Linked DNA regions of Homo sapiens: region 2 is linked to region 1. Evidence: chromatin contacts called from ENCODE Hi-C or POLR2A ChIA-PET data. All regions are on one chromosome and are shown on one strand. The core of a region is the stretch at or near the end of the contact, and the rest is flanking DNA. Distances in the headings are between cores, read along the strand shown. Region 1 overlaps TIAM2 (TIAM Rac1 associated GEF 2). Region 2 overlaps TIAM2 (TIAM Rac1 associated GEF 2).

Region 1 (7,012 bases), core at 3,303-5,802:
TCTAATTCTGTCTTTCATGTTTCAGTTGATGAATGGCCATGCCATTCTTTTGTGAAGTTTAGGCATCTTCGCATAGCAGTATTAGCAACATTATTTGAACATTTATTGAATTTTGTCATTATTATTTTATACAAATGATTGAGGAAAAATGGGGGCTGAAAATGTTGATAAGAAGCCTAGCTTTTCTAAGCTTAATTACCCATGACCCCGAAATGCCAGTCACCGCATGTGTCCAGCCAGCAAGACATTAGCTCCATATGGATGTTCTTTGACCTTGAATGTATTGGTCTGTTCTTATGCTGCTAATACAGACATACCCGAGACTGAGTAATTTATAAAAGAAAGAGGTTTAATTGACTCACAGTTCTGCAGGGCTGGGGAGGCCTCAGAAAACTTACAATCATGGTGGAAAGGGAAGCAAACATGTCCTTCTTCACATGGCGGCGGCAAGCAGAAGGGCCGACCAAAAGGGGGAAAGCCCCTTGTGAAACCATCAGATCTCGTTTGAACTCGCTGTCACCAGAACAGCATGGAAGTAACCATGCCCAAGGTTAAATTACCTCCCACCGGGTCCCTCCCAGGACAGGTGGGGATTATGGGAACTACAATTCAAGATGAGCTTTGGGTGGGAACACAGCCAAACCATATCACTGAGCAAGTCAGTATGTGTTCACTGGGGAAAGAGGAGAAAATTAATACATGTGCTAGGTCTACTTAAAAGGTGCAGCACAAATAGAAGTTTTATCATTTTTTGGGATCTCTGGGAGTAGAAGTTCACAGAACCTGAATACTCACCTTTCATGCTTCTCTTTTACAATTGTAGTCTGTGAGAAGTGTGGGGCTGCTTGCATGTCACACTGGCGGAATCTTGGGCTCTTCCTCTTTTGAACTCTGAAGGCATTTTGTCTGTATGGCTGATATGAAAGTTGCCTTGCAATATCGCTCACTGTGTGCCTGTCCTAATTAACCTACTACTGACAATCCCTTGAAAACAGGGACTTTGAAGAGTGTAAAGGATGTTTCAGACACAGCAGCCAGCACAATTCTTGATAAAAATAGCAGGCATTGAGTAAATAGCTATTGAGTGAAAGGAAGGTTGTTAGAAATCTCTTAATGAGGCCGGGCGTGGTGGCTCACGCCTGTAATCCCAGCACTTTGGGAAGCCGAGGCGGGTGGATCACCTGAGGTCAGGAGTTCGAGACCAGCCTCACCAACATGGAGAAACCCCATCTTTACTAAAAATACAAAATTAGCCAGGCATGGTGGCGTATGCCTGTAATCCCAGCTACTCGGAAGGCTGAGGCAGGGGAATCACTTGAACCCGGGAGGCAGAGGTTGTGGTGAGCCGAGATCGTGCCACTGCACTCCAGCCTAGACAACAAGAGCAAACAAGAGCAAATCTCAAAAAAAAAAAAAAAAAAAAAAAATCTCTTAATGAAAGTTAAGGCAACGTTCTTAAGAATGAATTATGGGGGATAAAAGGAATCCTTGGAACACATCTTGAGGCTTCCATGATTTCTTCTTTATAAATCTGATGCAAGGGAATGGTGCCGAGACTTTCTTGAGCCGAGGTCTCCATCAGTGGCACATGTGTGGAGGGCACCCTGGGATGGCCCATGGCTGTGGTGGTGGAGAACCACATGCCCCAGCTCTGGAGTCCTACTGCATATCCTGGGAGTCCACGGAGCCTAGCTGCTGGCTCACGTCTGTGCTGCTCTGCAATTTTAATGGGCTAATTGGTGCCCATGACAGTTAATTTGCCAGCTAAACCAAAACCACAACTAAAAAAGGACAGTAACTTCTTTATTTTTTTTTTTTAATTACAAAAAAAGTTTTTAAGACAGAGTCTCGCTTTGTCACCCAGGCAAATGGTGCGATCTCGGTTCACTGCAACCTCTGCCTCCCAGGTTCAAGCGATTCTCCTGCCTCAGCCTCCTGAGTAGCTGGGACTACAGGCACAAACCACCACACCCAGATGATTTTTGTATTTTTTAAATAGAGACAGGGTTTCACCATGTTGGCCAGGCTGGTCTCGAACTCCTGACCTCAGGTGATCTGCCTACCTCGGCCTCCCAAAGTGCTGGGATTACAGGTGTGAGCCACCGTGCCCAGCCTGAGAACAGTAACTTCTATATCACCAGTATAGGCCAATAGTGACAGTGAGTTGTGTTTTAATTTGGGGATAGTAACATTTGTAAAAGACTATGGGTCTCAAATAAGGTCTCAAATGGATTCTAGTTCCTGGCTTTTTCGTCTGTGACCATGGGCAGGTTACTATAACTATTTTCTTGACTCTTAAAACAAGGGATGAGGCAAAATAGTTTAAAATTTTTTCCTTCTCTCTCTGAAATTCTTGTATTTAACGTGATTGAAGTGACAATATAAGAACTACAGGAGTGTACATTTCCTCCAAAATTTTATGAAGCGAAAAAAGCAAAGTAATGGATCAAACATTCCATTTTGGTTTTGCAGCCAGTCCCATTCCCTCCTTAAATAGAGTCAGGTCTTGACTGCGGTAGAGAACGTGTTTGTTAAGGCTTCCTAATAATAGCAGGCTGTCTCAATATAAAGTTCACAAAGAACCTTAAAAACATGAATTATCCCTCACATCACCCTGATGGAGCAGAGATGTGTTATTATCATTTTACTTTCACAGCTGGGTAAATCAAGGTATAGAGACACATCAAGCCTCTGGTAGCTTGGACAAGGTCATAGTCAGTGGCACACACAGATAGAACTGTGTCTTCCTGTTTTTCCTTCCATGTAGGGAAAAATGTCTGGATTTTAACTGCTTTTTTTTCCTTTTAAAGATTTATCTATTAATATACATAGAGTAAAACCCAGTTATAATTTGCCTTGCAGTAAAGCAAATTTAGATGTGATCGGATTGCTGATAGTCCTTGTCTTCTCATCTGGATTCTTATCTGAGGGTTGGGACTGATGATCAGAAAGGTCTTGTGATCATCTGGGGCTTTCTCAGTTCAGGGAAAGGTCAGTTATTTACAGTCATAGCTTCGCTATCTATTCTTGTTCCTTTTTTGATGGTTCATACAGATTTTCATTAACCTTGCAATCATGTGGCCATATATTTCCTGTGATTTGTTTCTTTGGAACCCTCTTATGGTGGAGTTTTGCTGTTAATTCTAATTTCTCTCCTGTAATATCTACCCTGACTTCCTTATCTTCTTTTTAAAAAATTGAATAGAATTAACATACTATACAATTTACCTTTTACAGTGTACCATTCAGTGGTTTTTAGTATATTCACAAAATTGTGCAACCATCACTACCGTCTAATTCCACAATATTTTTATTCCCTCAAAAAAGAAACCTGACACCCATCAGAAGTCACTCTTCAAGGCCAGGGTCAGTCCCTCACGCCTGTAATCCCAGCACTTTGGGAGGCTGAGGTGGGCGGATCACAAGGTCAAGAGATCGAGACCATCCTGGCCAATGTGGTGAAACCCTGTCTCTACTAAAAATATAAAAATTAGCTGGGCATGGTGGCGCACACCTGTTGTCTCAGCTACTTGGGAGGCTGAGGCAGGAGAATCACTTGAACCCAGGAGGCAGAGGTTGCATTGAGCCAAGATCGTGCCACTGCACACCAGCCTGGTGACAGAGCGAGACTCTGTCTCAAAAATAAAATAAAATAAATAAACAATAAATAAATAAAAATAAAAAAAGAAGTCACTCCTTATCCTCCACGCTCCAACCCCCGCTCCTGGCAACTATGAATCTACTTTCTGTTTCTATGGATTTGCCTATTCTGGGCATTTCATATAAAAATGAAAATACAATGTGTAACCTGTCATGTCTGGCTCCTTTCACTTAGCATAATGTTTTCAAGGTTCATCCATGTTGTAGTATGAATCAATTCTTCATTCCTTTTTATGGCTGAATAATATTCAATTTCGCCTTCTTTTAATCCAAGAGAACCGTAGCACTTACTGAAAAGTGTCCTCAAATTTTCTTTTTTCCGTAGAAACTTTCTCTAATAGAATCTCATGTGTACTTTTGTCTAGGTTTCTTCTCAAAGTCTTTAAATAGAACTCCAGCTAAGTAGTTCCTAAGGGCTTTGAACTTAAATTCAACTTTATTAAAATTCTTGGAGTGTTTGAAGTACGGTATTGTCTGTTACATGCCTGAAGGTAAGTAAGTGTGGCATTGGGGTGTCCTCCCAGTACTAGTGGGTGTCCGTTTCCTTGCAGTGCCAAGACCTTGGCTGAAGATCTCTCTCGTCATTGACTGTGTATTTTTCACTGGGGCTCATAAAACCCCATGGGAGGCTCTGCACCTTCTTTCTTTGGGTTAAGCACGCTGCCTCAGTCACTGCCATAGCCTGCCTGGCGAAGGAAGATATGGGTACATCTAAACGCTCTTTTTCGTTGTTCTAAGAAGGAGTATTGCAGTCAGTGTGGAGGTGGCTGGCAGCACCTTTCTACTGTGAGAACATCTGCCATGTTCCTTTATGTATTTTTTCCCACTCTAAGGACATTTATCACAAGACAATTGAAACAGATCCTGGCAGCCTGCTATTAAGAAACATTTACTACCAGCATTTACTTTACTGCTCTCTGTTTATTGCCGGTGTTAGCTTGCATTGTCAAAAACATCACCAATTGGAATGTGACCTCAGGTTAAATGGACTTGGAAGATTTATGAATCTTTCTAGCACAGTATTTGTGCTATAATAGAATTTATTTCTTTGCAAGCTTAACAATAACATTCAGACTGCTGCTTTGAATTTCCCTGACATGAGTCATAACAATAAAAAAAAATGCAAAGTCCCAGATATGGTCAGAAGAGAAGACTGATTTTTATCTATATTAAGAGTAGGTAATAATAAATGGTGATCTCTTTGTTAATGGTGCAGTTTGGGACTTGACTCACCTTTGAATGTGGTCAACTCAAGAGTTACTTTTTTTTTCCCTCTCAGTTATTTCTATTATTTCATTTAAATGCTTTGTTTTCATTCTCTTTCACTGACTGATGATCAGAAATATTTGCCTGGATGGCACAGTACAGCTAATGTCATTAGTGAAAGGTGGCACAAACCACTGCATTTTAAAGTAAAAGTATGAGTAAAATTTTGGACAATCTGTGTTACTTAAAAATATGCATTGCTATACAAAGTTTACAAATTTAAATTTATTTAGAAGAAATTGTTTTAAAAGCAAGGTCTCACTCTGTCGCCTAGGCTGGAGTGCAATGGCACAATCACAAGCCACTGCAGCCTCTACCTCCTGGGCTCAAGTGATCCTCCTGCCTCAGCCTCCTGAGTGGCTGGGACTACAGGTGTGCACCACCATACCTGGATAACTTTTTTTTTTTTTTTTTTTAATAGAGATGGAGTCTTTCCATGTTGCCCAGGCTGGTCTTGTGAACTCCTGACCGCAAGCAATCCTCCTGCCTTGGCCTCCCAAAGTTCTCGGATTATAGGCATGAATCACCTCACTGGCCACAAAGTTAAATTTAAAAGGAGAGATTCTGGCTGGGTGCCATAGCTCACGCCTGTAATCCCAGCACTTTGGGAGGCTGAGGTGGGTGGATCACTCGAGGTTAGGAGTTTGAGACCATCCTGGCCAACATGGCAAAACCCCATCTCTACTAAAAATACAAAAAAAAAAAAAAAAAAAATTAGCCGGATGTGGTGGCATGCACCCATAGTTCCAGCTACTCAGGAGGCTGAGGCACGAGAATTACACCTGGGAGGCGGAGGTCGCAGTGAGCTGAGTTCACGCCACTGCACTCCAGCCTGGGTGACAGAGCAAAACTCTGTCTCAAAAAAAAAAAAAAAAAAAAAAGAGAAAGATTTGCAAAGATTTTCTTTGCAAATGTTCAATGTGCTGTTTGTACTGTGAGAACTGGCTGTGAGCATTAATGCAGAGTTTTGTAATAGTGGGTGAAGCTTGAAGAATTGAAAAAAAGTCTTAATTTTCTATTTACATAATGCTATTATGCCTAGGCTGGCAGCTTTGATTTACCCAAATTTTAATCTTTTCTTAAAATTACATTTGTACTTTTTTTAAAAAACAAAAGATACATAAAATGAAGGAATTGAATAGGGTGATTTCTGAGTTTCTTTTCTGATCTAAAATTCTTTGATTCTCTACGAGTTTTTCATTTATGGAATTGCATAGCATAAATTCTGAGAAACTGAATAGGGAAACTGAGTAAATCAAATAGATTAATAGCATAATTCAAATAAAGTACGTTATTTTTTCTGGATGTCAGTAGATAGTAGAATGTAAGTATTAAATGTCAGAGACGTGTAACTCTAATGCCAAAGTGGATTATGTAGTTGAAAACTTAATTAAACCATTTATTATTCACTTGTAACTACTTTGACATTATTTTTTAGATTTTTTTCAGTCTTAGAAAATTATTCTTCTGTAGTTTTCACATCAGAAGGGGTTTCTAAGGATTAATGATTTAATCAACTAAAAACATTTTTTGAGCCTGAGATGAGAGTCCCACTGAAATACACTTCATTGTTATTTGGCTGCTATATTTTTAATTGCTTTAGTGAGTATATTTTATCTTTCTTTGGGAAGTGAGGGAAACTAATACTCAGAGGGTGCAAAATGCTATGGGTTGGATGCATTTTGCATCCTCTGATGCCACTTGATTCTCTTAGAGGTAAAGTTGAGGTCCTGGCCACGGGGAGGGGCAGAGGCAATTCTCAGAGGTGGTGGCGCTGACCACCAGGTGACATTTTGGAAGTTTGTGTTTCTGTTTTTGGTCATCATAATGATTCCAGGGATGGTGACGTTTGGTAGTTGGGACATGGTTGCTGGACATCCGGCAGTGATCACGTTAATCCCATACATTGCACATTGTTCGACTGGACCTTAATGGAGGTTAAAAAACATGCATATAATTATCTGAGCTAGGAATTACCTCGATTTTACAAAGAAATGCAAATTATTTTTTCCCCACAGCTATAGGTACTTGGAATTTTCTGGGAAGATGGCAACCCAATAAATAAAGGAAGTACATCCTTTGTTTT
Region 2 (7,012 bases), core at 2,488-4,987, 47 kb after region 1:
CTCTCATGAGAATTCTCTCATGAGAAAGAATTTCTTGTCCTGTGACTATTGACTATTTATTGTCCTGTGACTATTTCCTTGCACCGTTTTCCTCTGTCAGGTGGTAAAGGAAGGCTGTATATATTTTTTTTTCCTGGCGCAGGTGCTTTTGGTAGTCAGAAGTCCAGCAGCACCTCCCGCCTGGTTGTTGACCACGTACGTGCTCTTTTCTCAGCTGCTGTGAAGGATATCCAAGGTGGTTGCTTCTGAAACCAGAGCTCCTACCCTGTGCCCAATCCTTCTTCCCCGTGGTCATGTGGATCTGGGATTAAGAGAATAGGTTTCTAATTGCTGGGCTCAAGCCCTCTCTTCTATGAAGCACCAGTGCTCCATAGCATCCGTGTAAGCCGCAGTGTGGCAGGAAGCCCCTCCAAGGGGACCTGGAACCATACAGACAGCATCACTCTCCCCAAGCAATGCAGAGTCGGCTTTATTAGTGAACCTCTCTCAGATTGTTTATATCCCACCTTGTCAGCTGTATTTTTGTAGAACTTTCTTTGTTTCTTGTCCTTGGATTGCACACTGTCAGTAGGCTCTGCCGCTGGAAACTTTGCAGTCAAGCTAGATACCTGCCAGGGGAGCGCCTGGGCTGTTCCCCACCTCCTGTGTGGATGGAGCAGGTTTGAACTTCTCCAAGGCATTAGTGCTATGGAATCTGACAGAAGCCATGGGGCCGTCAAATGCCATAAGCCAGCACGCATTGATTAAACCATGTCTGATTTGACTTTCCCCTCTGCCCTTCTAGAAATTACTGTTTTCCCTTGGAGGCTCTTTCCTTTATTACGCGGACCACTTTAAACTGTACAGTGGATTCTGTGCTAACCATATCAAAGTACAGAAGGTTCTGGAGCGAGGTAAGTTGCTTATGCCTTTTATAGTTTTTTTTTTTTTTTGCATTTTTAACTGTTAGTAAAGGGTAAATCTGTATTTAACAAGTAGAGAGTAAGTACAATTTTGATGTATTAAGGTCCATCCTTGACCTTGACAGTGGCAAATATTAAAGGGAAAGGTTTCTGTTTCTGTCAGTTAATTAGTAGCTGGGAACAAGTATGCCTAAGAGCAGAGATGTTGCTTTGCCATGTGTCACTTTGCTGTCAGTTACATCTGGATTCTTTTCTTGCCAAATTCCTTTCTCTAAAAACTTGCAACCCCAAACCCTAGATGGGAGTAGAAAGAAATGCATGCTATGGTGTTTTTTTTTTTTTCCTTGTTAATCTTCTTAAGCCTGAGGAGCCACAACAGCCTACCACGAAACTCACAAGAAGTGTGTCAGCTGAAAGTAAAGTCTCTCTGGTGCAACTGGAAAGAGCTCACATTTCCCAAAGGTTGCTCTTCGGTGTTTCTCTCTGCGTGGGCCTGGAGGGCATCTGGAGGTTTATCCTGACGCCCTTAGTGCTCATTCATGTCCACGGATGCAGCTCTGCCATTGGATTTTAATCCAGAACGTCATGATATCCCAGAAGAAAAGCCCCACATTTAAAAAGTGGGGTCTTAGAGTGCTTCAAATGAGCAAGACCCAGCCCAAATCCATCTTCTCCAGTTGCTTTAGACAGTTGCTGAACTCTGTTGCCATTTCCTCCCACAAACACCCTCTTTTTAATTAAATTTAATTAATTAATTTTAAAAATGTAAAAATGTTCGTAGAAATGGGTCTCACTGTGTTGCCCAGGCTGGTCTCAAGCTCCTGGCCTCAAGTGATCCTCCTATCTAGGCCTCCCAAAGTGCTGGGATTATAGGCATGAGCCACCACGCCTGGCCCACAAGCACCTTTGTATTGACAGTCTGTAGTACAGTGAAAGCATACCAATGTACTTGTCAATACATATTGACAGTCAGTGCAGTACAGTGAAAGCATACCAATGGCTTGCTCCATTCCTCCTTTGTCATAAAGAAGAGGGGTCCTGTCACCACCTACTTGGCCTGGTAATCACATTCAAAATGGTATTGCATCTCCTAGAATGTTGTAGATTTTGATCTTACAACACAATCCCAAATAAGGGTGTATCTTCCTTCAGAGTAGCTGCATTCCAAGCAACTGGGCATCCAGTGCCAACTGGTGGAATCCAAGTAGCACTGGTGTATCCGCTGGTACCCAAACCAAATGCACCTGGATTCCTACACACACCCTTCATGGCACTCAGACAAAGGGGCAGTTTTCACTGCCAGAGAGGGTCCTACTGCCATGCCTGTTGGAAGGGAGCTGTGGCTCTAGGTATGCGAAAGGTGAATCTGCTTGGAGCTGTGGAGTGAAGGCTGTAGGCTGCAGGCTGTGGTGCCTGTCACCTTACTTTACAGGAGAAAAGACACTGCTTTCCAGATAACCCTTAAGTGTACAGAATACAAATAAGCAACAACTAGAGTGAGGCCAGTGGGAAAAACACTGGTTTATTTTCCTTTATGAAATTTTTGTGGGTATGGTGTAGGGTCTGGATAACATTGCTTAATGGCTTTTTTGATGTTGTTTTTTTTGAGATGGAGTCTCACTTTGTTGCCTAGGCTGGAGTGCAGTGGCGCGATCTTGGCTCACTGCACCCTCCACCTCAGGAGTTCAGGTGATTCTCCTCCCTCAGCCTCCTGAGTAGCTGGGATTAGAGGCGCCCACCACCACGCCCGGCGAATTTTTGTATTTTTAGTAGAGACGGGTTTCACCATGTTGGCCAGGCTGGTCTCGAACTCGTGACCTCAGGTGATCTGCCCGCCTCAGCCTCCCAAAGTGCTGGGATTACGGGCGTGAGCCACCGCACCTGGCCACGCTTCATGGCTTTTAATGAATTGTTTGAAACTCACTTTTTAGGCCACCTATAACAATATTTCTCATGGGTATGCATGAAATGTGTCTTTAAAGTCAGACATTCCTGCATTTTGAGTCAGTGTTAGTCTTTGGGGCGCAGCCTGCATTCCATCCTCGGAAGCTCCCAGCACTCCAGGGCTCTGTCAGGGCTGTGAGGCGGAATCCCACGCTGACAGCTGGGTGCCTGACCCACTGATGTGTTGGGGTTTTCATTAAAGAATGGCATTAGGAGGACTATAGAAATAGATGATCTATAAATGTTAAAAGAGAAATGAAGAATTTAATTCACCCCACTGTGCTCTTCTGAGGTCTTTTATCCATCTGCTTGTAGCTAAAACTGACAAAGCCTTCAAGGCTTTTCTGGACGCCCGGAACCCCACCAAGCAGCATTCCTCCACGCTGGAGTCCTACCTCATCAAGCCGGTTCAGAGAGTGCTCAAGTACCCGCTGCTGCTCAAGGAGCTGGTGTCCCTGACGGACCAGGAGAGCGAGGAGCACTACCACCTGACGGGTGAGGCGGCGGCGGCACCTCCGGGCGAGGGCCTGCACAGGGCGGCGAGGGGCTGCCAGCCGTGCCCTGGGCCTGACAGCTCACCTCTTCCCCGCCTAGTGGCACGTCCTAAGTCACTTTTCAGTTCTGCGATGGTTAATCTTAGGTTTCACGTGAATATGTGAAACTAGCTAGGCGTCTGGGCACTCCTTTAGAGCTTACAAAATACTTGGGTAGAAATGATCTCATCCGGGTAGCGCCATACTCCTCCTATGCAGGGATGATTCTGTCTTCACTCTCAAAATAAGTAAATTACCTCAGGTCACGTGGCTGTGAAACAGTGCCGCTGGAACTGAAAATCAGGCCTATTTTCCTACCACTTGGTTAAGTTTTGTGGGGTTCGCTGCCCGAGCTGCTGGTCAGATTTGTTGGGTGAGGCTCCACCTTGTGGAGATCTCTGAGCAGAGCTCGGCTTCAAAACCAAACTCCCAATGATGGGTTATGCTTTCAAGTCGCTACTGGTGTGTTACTGTTTGAACCTCTGAAATTACTGGCCTGAGACACAATTTATCAAAAACACAAAGCCTTGCAGTTTGATAGTAAATAGAGGATCCTTAAAGAGGGGCTTTATTTGGGTTGGAGATAGTGATTTGTTCATATGTTGAAACTAGGAGGTCCAATTAAACCATAGGTGATAAAATTTATGGGGAGAGAGAGGCTTATTAACACTTTAGTATTACTGAATAATAAATACTGAGAAGAGCGTAAATTAAACTGGCTTTTTTTCCATGACAAGCATACTTTGGTATCAAAATCAACAAGAGGAAAGCATTTTTGTATGACAGTTAACTTCTATAAGTAAATAATACAAATTATGTTCAGCATTCATACTATGTAAAAACTTCATTTTGTATTAAGATGATCTTTAGAAGGGTTTGATTTAAAAAACTTCCTTCCAAACTTCCCTCCAGTTAGAATTAAAATGCTGAATTGGGAGAAAAAAAAGTATAAAGAATACTGAATTTAGAAGTGACCTAAAATTTTGCTTTTTGGCTTTTATAAAATAATGTATCTCTCATATTCCCTCGCGGAAAGTTATGAACATATACCATATATAAATGCAAACAATTGTTCTGTCAGTCAGTCATGTACTGGGGTGTTTTTAAGTTCCATTTAAACCTAGATCCGGGTTCCCAGAAGGGCAAGCCAAACTCGAGAGCTGGTGCCCTAAGCCCAGTCAGGCTTGGGTTTGAAGCCTGGCTCCATTCTTGTGTTTTCCTCTCTGGAACTCTGGCAGAATATCCTGCACTCACTTTTCTCATCTGTAAAATGGGATGGTTTAGTCTTTGAGTTATTGCGGGCACTAAATGAGATGATTCACAGAAATCACCTGTCGTGATCCTTGCTAAGTAGAAAGTGCTCCAGAAATGTCAGTTGTTGTTATTAGTGATACTTTTCACTGATACTCTGTCTCATTTCAAAAAGAATTTGAAGTAGGAGATAATTTTGCTGTTCTTCATTCTAAGGGCTGGGCTACAGTGGGCTGTTGTGACTTATTCTGAATGTAATGCTCCTGCTAGTGGGTACTGGTCTGGAATCCTGAGTTGAATCTTGACTCCATTCATTATTACTGTTGGATAGAATCTAAAACAAATAACAGTTATGAAATAAATATGATTTCATATCTTGCAGAAGCACTAAAGGCAATGGAGAAAGTAGCGAGCCACATCAATGAGATGCAGAAGATCTATGAGGATTATGGGACCGTGTTTGACCAGCTAGTAGCTGAGCAGAGCGGAACAGAGAAGGAGGTCCGTGAGACATCTGCACCCTGGGAGCCTAGTGCATGTGGTGTGGGGTCTGTAGGTGACCTTCTAGATAGGCTGCCCTGTTAGGACTTTCCTGGAGGAGAAAATGCCTAAGATTTTTCTTGATAACAATGTGTCTAATGAACTACACAATTTACATATAGACATATCATAAAATTCATTACACTGGTTTAAAATATAACCTTATGTCACGTTCACATTGTCTGGAACATCCATGGAGGGTGAGAGCTGGCAGAGGGTGGGGTGGAGAAAGGACATGGGAACTGGCATGTGGAGTCTGGGGCTTTTCCTTTTTGATTTTGCCTTTTTTTTTTTTTTTTTTTAACATCAAATATTGGTGGTTACCTGCTTACTTATAAAACTAGTCCAAGCAGGATTTGACATTTTCTGTATTTTTCCTTTTTATCTGATTGCTTAATTTAGAATCTTGTGCTTCTCAAGCCAGCATGCAGGAAGTAGCATAGTTTAGGGAGAAAATGGCAGGAACAGGAAAGGACTGGAGATCAGTCCTTCACTCTGGCCAGTTTCAATGCTGGTGCTCTTTTATCAGCAGCCCGAATGGAGCTCAGAGGTGATGGATGTACTAGATCCCAGGGGAAAGCTTACAAAAGGCACTCTGGAAGAACCACGGACACTGGTAGAGTTCATCTTATGGAAACTGAGTTGGTCACAAGGCATGTCTCACCTACATGTGCGTGCACTGGAGCAAAATGCCTTCACCTTTATGTTATTCATCAGACACTTGGGTGCTTAACTCATATTTTCAAAAGCTCCACCGTTTAAGGCCCCATGTTTACAGGTATCATAAAAATTAAACCAGCTGTGCTTGCATTTTAGCAATGACTGTGTGTACATCACTATCTAACAAGAGATCATCTAGCCTGGGATTTCCGTATCTTCCTTACCTCCTGTTTTTACAATCTAGGTAACAGAACTTTCGATGGGAGAGCTTCTGATGCACTCTACGGTTTCCTGGTTGAATCCATTTCTGTCTCTAGGAAAAGCTAGAAAGGACCTTGAGCTCACAGTATTTGGTTAGTATTCCATTCAGAAGAATGCAGACTGAACAGAGGCTGGGATTACGGAAGAACTTCACTAGCCGCACCAGTCCAGCTCACTCCTGAGCTCCAGGAGTCAGAATTGCTATAATGGTTGGGGACTTAACAGGGCCAGCCCCCAACTATTTGAAACTCCGGCATCGCTCTGCATCCTCATTATCTTGTTCTCCCTTCTGCTGCTTGGCTCAGGCCAAGTGTTACAGGAACAGATCCCTGCGGCTATTTTGAAACCTGCTATCTTTTTCTTTTTCTTTTTCTGAGACGAGGTTTTGCTCTTGTTGCCCAGGCTGGAGTGCAATGGTGTGATCTCTGCTCACTGCAACCTCCACCTCCCAGGTTCAAGCTATTCCCCTGCCTAAGCCTCCTGAGTAGCTGGGATTACAGGTGCTCGCCACCACGCCCGGCTGATTTTTGTATTTTTAGTAGAGATGGGGTTTCACCATGCTGGCCAGACTGGTCTCGAACTCCTGACCTCAGGTGATCCACCTGCCTCAGCCTCCTGGAGTGCTGGGATTACAGGCATTAGCCACCGTGCCTGGCCAGAAACCTGCTATCTTAATAGTCTGCTGTATTTCAAATGTTTTAATTCTGAGAGTTGGGAGAACAAGTGACAGTATATTGTCACTGAGATGAACACAGTGTCCTCAGCTTTCAATAAAACAAAGAGTTTAAAAAAGCCAAGATCAACTTCTAATAGTAGCTTTTAAATAAGCAGGTGCTTCTGCATAGTTCAAATATGAGCGAAAGGGAAGTACCATTTATTCACTCATGTTGGCAGAGTGAGGTCTTAGAGACTCATACGTTT

The links. Hi-C counts contacts between places; a loop is a spot of excess contacts on that map. ChIA-PET counts read pairs that join two places held with the same protein, here RNA polymerase II (POLR2A). Pooled maps may share reads with other maps.
Region 2: a loop to region 1 is called in a map of endothelial cell of umbilical vein, with 4 times the contacts of the local background. The contact joins two enhancer-like sites. A Hi-C loop is called at or near these places in 4 of 168 maps with a recorded cell type or tissue (Right ventricle myocardium superior, astrocyte of the cerebellum, endothelial cell of umbilical vein and 1 more) and 4 of 50 pooled maps. POLR2A ChIA-PET finds 5 or more read pairs at or near these places in 7 of 52 experiments (AG04449, AG04450, B cell and 4 more).

What each region holds. Positions count from the first base shown.
Region 1 is chr6:155,197,264-155,204,275 of GRCh38, forward strand. The region is part of intron 14 of TIAM2 (TIAM Rac1 associated GEF 2); the gene reads left to right. Among named protein-coding and RNA genes, the nearest start is that of CLDN20, 63 kb to the right of the region's middle. Within about 2 kb of position 4,553, at least 6 of the 41 ENCODE cell types and tissues checked have a DNase peak (open chromatin) inside an H3K27ac peak, as active enhancers do.
Region 2 is chr6:155,244,839-155,251,850 of GRCh38, forward strand. TIAM2 (TIAM Rac1 associated GEF 2) reads left to right here. Exons shown (of 27, transcript NM_012454.4): 19 at 785-893; 20 at 3,162-3,341; 21 at 5,013-5,131; 22 at 6,075-6,183. It also overlaps a transcript of TFB1M not described here. Among named protein-coding and RNA genes, the nearest start is that of CLDN20, 16 kb to the right of the region's middle. RefSeq lists an enhancer at 2,497-3,192. Within about 2 kb of position 3,738, at least 10 of the 41 ENCODE cell types and tissues checked have a DNase peak (open chromatin) inside an H3K27ac peak, as active enhancers do.